2 separate regions of the Mus musculus genome follow, and region 2 is linked to region 1. The links are chromatin contacts, found by POLR2A ChIA-PET in ENCODE. All regions are on one chromosome and are shown on one strand. Each heading gives the region's core, a stretch centred on a gene start or an enhancer-like site at or near the end of the contact. The rest is flanking DNA. Distances are from core to core; before and after follow the strand shown. Region 1 holds the start of Asns (asparagine synthetase). Region 2 holds the start of C1galt1 (core 1 synthase, glycoprotein-N-acetylgalactosamine 3-beta-galactosyltransferase, 1).

Region 1 (3,718 bases), core at 838-3,337:
GAAAACATATTTACATATTTACAATATGACTCAAAACAGTAGCAAAGCTGCCGTGATGAAGTAGCTAGGAACATGATGTTATGGCTGGGGTTCACTTCAGTGTTCTGTATTAAAGGGCGGCAGCATCGGGAAGGCTGAGAACTCACAGTATTCTAACTTTCAGTTGAGTGCGTTTATGGGACTCCTGACTGAACTGTGAATCCGGGTCTCTGATTCCTGCGCCTTCTCTTCGGGATCTTTTTATCTTTCTGTTGGTTTCTGTTGTCCAACCTCAATATGATGGTTTCCCTTTTATCTCACCTTACTGTATTTTATTCTATTTTGTTGCTTGCCTCTTAGAAGCCTATCCTTTTCTAATGAGAGGCAGAAAAGGGGTGAATTCAGAGGGGAGAGGTGGGGAGACACTATAAGTAGAGAGGTGGGAAACTGTTCAGATAGTATTATATGAGAAAAGAATCTATGTCTAATAAAAGGGAAAGGGAAGTGGGCTAACAAAGCGCTCTGAAAATCAATTATGATCACCGAGAACCATTTACCTAGGTCTTAAGGCTCTTTAATGAACTGTCTGGTATGCAAAACATATGCCAGGCACTACATTGAAGTGTAAAGAAAAGTTTAAAATTCTTTCCTTCAGCAGGAGTAAGGAAATTCAAACTCCTTTGTAATCGGACTCAGAGGCCCTCTTGTACCATATTTTCCTCACTGTTGTCTGTAAATTTCCTCCTTTCCTGGTTAACTTCTGCAGCAGTACTGGCCAGTGAGCCATATGTGAAATTTTAATATACTAATAAAGCTCATTAAGAAGACAAGAGAAAACATTAAAACTAATTTTAAACATACCTTAACATGACACACCCTAAATACGACAACCAATACAATATAATCAAAATTAATTATATTTACACTACTTTTCCTAAATTATTAAAACCGGGCTGGAGGGATACTTTAGTGGTTAGAGGCTGCAATCAAACATCAAAACATCAAGCGTTCGGTTTTCATAATCATCGAAATCGACACATTACACTCTTACCACATCTCAGTTCAGACTAGCCAGCATTTCTAGGGGTCAGTCTATGAAAGAGCACAGGCTCCCCGCTGGACAGCGCCGCTTTCGTACACTGAACTGATAGTTCTAAACTCCACTGGATCACCTTAAGACCTCAATAATCAACCCGTGGCCTTGTGCAAGTCTTACTTCAAATGAATATTATAGTACTGACATCAATCAACGAAGAGTTAGCTGTTAAAACCCGTAGGCCACAGGCAACGAAAAATCAAACTCGCCCGTGTATTTTAAAAGTTATCTTATCTGAAACTAGACCTGTGAAATAGCTATCCATAATTAAGAAAAAAAAAAAAAAAAAAAAAAAAGCACGCCAATTCCTTTGCCTTTTCCCGTACTTGGTTGCCTGTCTCCTTAAACAGATTTTTCCCGGCGTGGCTGCGAGTATGGAACTGGAGTGGAGGAAGGGCCTGAGCAGCGAGGTGAGTGAGTGCTCAGAAATCCGGATCCAGACAGACCCAGAGACACTCGCTCTAGAGCTTGGTAGAGCCTCTGTCCTGCTGGAGAGCGAGACCCCTACACTAGCCTGGGGCTCCCAATTACAGCTGGTCTTGTGCAAGCGTCCACCTAGTCCCAGGCAAAACCTTCGGATGGCTGAAATTTCCCAGATCTAGACGTCATACAGTAAAAAAAAATATTTATGGTGTCTAAATGAAGGCCACCTTCGCCTTCTGTCTGGAGCGGCCCTGCCTCCGCGCTGCACTTCGCTCACATGAAAGCTTTCCTGGCAGCTCCGTCCTAGGTGCGCAACAATCGCCCCGCGCCCGCCCCGCCCTGCCTCGCGCTGCACCGCAGCATCGGTCTGGCGCCGGACCCGAGCGCTCCGCATCCGAACTCCCGGGACATGTGCCCGCGCGGACAGCACATCCTCCGGCCTCCCAGGCGAGCAGAGCGCTCCGCGCTGAGCACCCGGCTCCCGCTTACCTGAGCACTAGCGGCCAGGGCCAGAGAAGGTGGAGCAGAGGCAGCGCAGTGACAAGACCGGTTGGAGGCCGCTTCCCACCTTAGAGTCGCCGGGCTTCTGTAACGCGTGCGGGAAGTTTCATCATGTGGCTGGGACCCAACCCGTGCGCAGGGGCGTGGCCCGCAGTGCTGACGAGCGACGCCAGGCGGGGCGGAGGCCAAGGCAAACGTGCATCCTGGGGCCGAGAGCCAGGAGGTGTTCTGCTTCTGTTCCTTAAGGTGCTGTGACACTGCAGGCAGGATAAGCCCAGAGGTCGGGCCGCCAGGTCCAGTGTCCCATCAGCAATAGATCTCCTACTCCTTAATTGTAGTCTTCAGTACTTCCTAACAGAGTGTCTGATATATAGATGTGGATACATAAGTAACATAGGAATACCTAGAAGGACACCACACACAGACACACACACACACAAATAACTACTACTACTGAGCAGCTAAGAAGAACCCCAGGTAATCTCCCTGCAGAGATTAAAAGCACTCTTGAACCAATAGTGCCTACAAATTCATTGTACAATAAAAAGAAATGTTTGTCCTAAGAAACTGTTGTGCCAAGGTTAACTTCTTCACAAAGTCTCCATCAAGTTGATAACATTAAGTTCAAATAGATCAGTGGACCTTGAACATACGGACAAATCCTCTTCCAGAGAGCTGTAGACAGCAGACCAATCCTCTTCCAGAGAGCTGTAGACAGCGGACCAATCCTCTTTCAGAGAGCTGTAGGCAGCGGTCCAAACCTGCACAGCACTGTGGAGATGGAAGCAGGAAGATCAAGAGTCAAGGTCATCCTCTTAAGTAGGGAGTTTGAGGACACAGGGACACACACACACACACACACATGCATGCACGGACACACGCACACCTATATATAAAGATTCTTTTTCAGTACCTCAAAAAAAAAAAAAAAAAAAAAGACCTTCCTCAGCTTGACTAAAAGATTGGTAGTATGCTCTTAGTATTCCCTCGGATAGGGAAAATACACCATGATTTAAAACACACACATACACAATTTTACTGCATTCTTTAATGAATTTATAGTTACTAAACATCAGCACCCAGTAGATTGAGAAACAATGAAACTGTGCTGTGAAATAAACTAAGATCAGATTTTAGGCAGCACTTAGAAAGCCTCTGATCTTGTTGTTCCACAAGGGATGTACTGCACTTGTTTGACCTTGAGAATATCAAATTTTTAAAAAGTCCTTTAAGCTCCTTTAAATACAAATTAAATCTTTTCTTCTCAATAGTTGTTGGAGGGTGAACCCATCTTCTAACTTTTTAACTTATCTTAAGCATATAATCACATAGGGATAGCTAGCCTTTGTTACCTTTAAACTCTTTGTGGCTGCAAAGGGCTTCTTTGAGTTTAATAGTATCTTGAAACAAAGGTACATTGTTTTGTTTTTGACCCATTTACATTTCTAAGGTTAGCTCTTGAAGAATAGCATAGGACGTCCCCACCCAGCCCTTTGGAACAACAGTGAGTTAATTTATCAGCTTGCCCACCTTCTTCACTCAAAATGTTGCAGTCCCAAGCTAGGTGGACTTACCTAGGTCAGAAATTCACCTAGGTCAGGAACACAGAATGGAGACCCCTTTTCCTGGAACTCAGGGATCTGCAGGCCACTAATAGTTTCTCAGAAGACCCTGATTGCCTTCTGCATTAGCAAGCTACTAGGACACAGCAGCTAAAGA
Region 2 (3,718 bases), core at 341-2,840, 150 kb after region 1:
ATCACCACACACAGCTCCTTGTCTACAATCATAACCAGAATATACCTGTTCTTTACAACTTAGCATCTATAATAGTAGAGGCAGAAAGTGGATTCAGATAAAGCTTAAATGTCTTATTCCAAAACCCTCACTTTTAATAGCTATGCTGTGGTGTGCTCAGAACTGCATAGTTTGAACATTTATCAAGCAGGGCACAGTGTTTCCATCCGGGGGCCTGGCCTTGCAGATGATGGTTAAGGTCTCTAGATCTTACTTCCACTCCCTGCTGCCTCACCAGGTGGCAACCCACTTCCGTTGCTGCCACAAAGATAGCTTCTTGGTACACAGGACCTTTGCCAAAGCAGAGCAGACGAGTTTGTAAAACTCTCTCTCTCTCTCTTTTTTTTTTTTTTTTTTTTTTGGTTTTTCAAGACAGGGTTTCTCTGTATAGCCCTGGCTGTCCCGGAACTCACTTATTAGACCAGGCTGGCCTCCAACTCCCGAGTGCTAGGCGTGCACCACCACTCCCCGCTGAGTTTGTAAAACTCTTAAGTATTTGCCATAGCAGAACAGAAGTAAAATGCCATTACACACATTCCTCCAAGAGGCTTTCTGTCCGTTGTCACTATATGAGTTCTCTGTTCTTCTGAGGCACACATCTGGTTACAGAGCACTCTTCATTATGCCAAATCTCTTGTTATTAAGGATAGAGGAATGCTGTGAAAGGAAAAGAGGCAAAAAAAAAGGGGGGGGGGGCTAAGATTGGGTTAGAGGTCAGCGTGACGTTGAGGTTTGTTCCACAGACAACAGTTTAAAAGGCAGTTCTTTACTTGTACTCCCTGCTAATTTCGCTTTCTGCTTTCCTGAGAGAATTAGAACACTCAACCTCACCAGAAGGGGGCTAAAAAAACCCTGAGCTCGGGGAAGCCGGGACTTCCCAGCCCACTCCGCAGGAGGGCGGGGCAAACACCCGGCGGCCAATCCCCGCATCCGCAGGTCGCGGTGTCCCCGCCCACTCTGCCCAGGCCCCGCCCTTCCCCGGGGCTGCTGCTGCTGCTGCAGCTGCTGCAGCCGGGACGTCAGCATCTCCGAGACCCCTGGGTGGCGGCTGCGCAGTAGGCGGGCCGTGGTCCAGGCCGCGCGGTCGGGAGGGGCGGAGCGAGCGGCGGGAGCGAGCGGCAGGAGCGCGCGCCGGGCCCGCCTCGGCCGCCGCCGCCGCCGCCGCCGCCGGGAGATGATCTGGGCGGCCGCGGGCGGCCCAGGCTAGCGGCCCCTGCCCGTGCTGCGGCGGGCCAGGGCAGCGAAGGTCGCGGGTGGGGGGTCGTCCTCCTCCCCGCCTCCGGGAGGGGCGAGAGGGAGCCGGGGCTGATGTCAGGGACGGCGGGCGGAGGCGCCCGAGGGCTGCGGGTCCAGGGGCTCGGCTGCCGGCGGCAGGGCGACTGAGGGTTCGGGAACGCCGCCCGGGTCCGCGTCCCCGTCCGCGCCGGCGCGGCCAAACAGGTGTCTCGGGCGGCGGGCGAGCGGCCACCCTCGCGCTCTCCGCGGCCCGGCGTGTCCGGCCCGAGGCGCCCGGGGCGGGCCAGCGCCGAGCGGTCCTGCCCGCCGCCCCGCCCCGGGCCTCCGCGCGCCCGGCGCCCGCCAGCTGTGTGCACTCAGGTGCGGGCACCTTCCGGCCGCAACAGTCCCGAGTGCCCGCCGCCGTTGGACCGTCAGCTTTGTCTGGAGCTGGTCGGTTATGGTTGGAACTTTCCCTGCCCTTCGTTGACTGAGTGAACCAGCCAGGTGTGTTGGGGGCTTGCTACGCGCAGGATTTAAAAAAAAAATGTTTTTTGTTTTTTCTTTTTCCTTTGGTAACAAAGTGTGATGGCTTTCCTAGATGTTGGCTAGTTAAACAAAGTGCTTTGACTTTAGATAGATACTCTTCTAAATTAACTAATTTAAGAGTGAGGATCGGGGATTAATGCTTTTGAGCTCTGTCCACACTTCTTACTAGTGGCGTGGGACTTAGAATATTCTAAGATCCCTTACTTCCTGGAAAAAAAATTTTTTTTTTCCAATCTAGATCTTTGTATTCACGGTATTTCCTTTTAGTACATACTGTCAAAAGATGTATTCTGAGTTAAAAAGTTACAAAGTTAGAACTTCAGTGCTTCAGACTGAGTAGGCAACGCGGAAGGGACAGAAGTTTGGTAATTTGCAGGAAGTTGAGGATAGACCACAGATAGCTCAGCCTGGTGCCAAGAAAAAAATGCTGTGCACACTACAAGTTGTTTGATTCTGGTGGAAGTTTGGATTTGGAAGTGGAAACTTGAGTTTTTAGAAGGTATTTATAAACGGTACAATTTTCCAGTTCCTTATCAGATAAATGTCAGACGAGCCTTGTGCACACGATATTGTGTGCTCTAAGCATTGTATAGCATTTCTGCCAGCTGTAGTATATATTTTTGTCCAGTTTAAATGAATATAAGGTTTGAAGTTACCAAACAGTTAACTCTTTTCACCATATGTTCAGTAAAACTGACTTAGGAAGGCAAGTATGACTCACTGAAAAGTCAGCATTAGTGGACAACTAACTTTAGTGTTTCAGATTTTCTTGAAATTTATGTTTTCCTCTATCTTTTTACTCAGGACTCAGCAGTTTACAAATGCTTTGTGGTCATTTCCCACTTAAACTCCCTCTCCCTACATTGTGCTCTTAAAAAAAAAATCAGCCTACAGTTGTGGATAACTTTAATATCAAGCAGTTTAAAAGTACATATAATGAGTTAATGTTTGGCTAATTGTATTCAAAAGTATGTGCTGTATATTGCTTGTGTGTTGATTTTGCTGAAATGAAAATTGTGTTATTCAGCTTAACTATAAACTCATGATAATATAAAGTCAAATCTTTGGTGAAAGTAGTGGTTGGAATTTTGTTGCAATTTATTTATGAATCAAATGTGAATTGAAATTGTTACCTTAATGCTCCTGTTTACCTATTACATTCAAAAGTTGGCTTTTCGGTACAGATATTTTAAAAGGACTTTGAGATTTTAACAACTAGCTTGAAATAAAAGAAAGATACATGTTTTTAATTACCAAATCTGGTGGGACTAAGGTCTTTTTAAAAATTAAAAATTTAAATTAACATGCCAAGTGGTGAGATTCATATATACGTTGGTCATTATACTTTGGTTTTATTCGCTTAAAGAAAACAAGACTTGCTGCATAAAATGTGAAGTTGGCCTTTTATCTTTCAATCCAATAAGAAACAAATGATAAAGTGTACTTAATTTTTTGCATATAATTGAAATGTCACTCCCCACCTGGTGTTGGGGGTGGGGCGGTGTAAGTCACTCAGCTGCAACTGTTTTTTTTTTTTTTTTTCCTGTTAGGTGTGAAACAGGAAGCTGTTCTTTATGAATCAGGGAGTCCCATTTGAAGGTGGAGACACCAAACAGAAACTTAAAACAAATTATCTTGCACCTGCAGTATGAAGTGTAGTAAGGGCCTGGGGAGGCAGTATTAAAGAGACTCTGGATTTGGAAATCTGACTGTTTTTACAATGAAAGCTGTCTGCTGAAGCACATCTTGACTATGGATGAATTGAAATATATAGAACTCCGTGTGGCCACTTGCATTCTTGTTTGCTATGTTAGTTTTCTGAGGCTACCAACAACGGCCCATTTGAGACGCTGGCAAAGCTGCACTGCTCCAGAGGTTCTAGAATCTACCGTTACTGCAAGCTCTGTGTCTAAGG

Evidence for each region. ChIA-PET counts read pairs that join two places held with the same protein, here RNA polymerase II (POLR2A).
Region 2: POLR2A ChIA-PET joins it to region 1 with 30 read pairs in embryonic stem cell. The contact joins the promoter of C1galt1 here to the promoter of Asns in region 1. POLR2A ChIA-PET finds 5 or more read pairs at or near these places in 4 of 5 experiments (Patski and embryonic stem cell).

What each region holds. Positions count from the first base shown.
Region 1 is chr6:7,691,122-7,694,839 of GRCm38, forward strand. Asns (asparagine synthetase) reads right to left here and starts at 2,088. Exons shown (of 12, transcript NM_012055.4): 1 at 1,988-2,088.
Region 2 is chr6:7,843,634-7,847,351 of GRCm38, forward strand. C1galt1 (core 1 synthase, glycoprotein-N-acetylgalactosamine 3-beta-galactosyltransferase, 1) reads left to right here and starts at 1,591. Exons shown (of 4, transcript NM_052993.3): 1 at 1,591-1,761.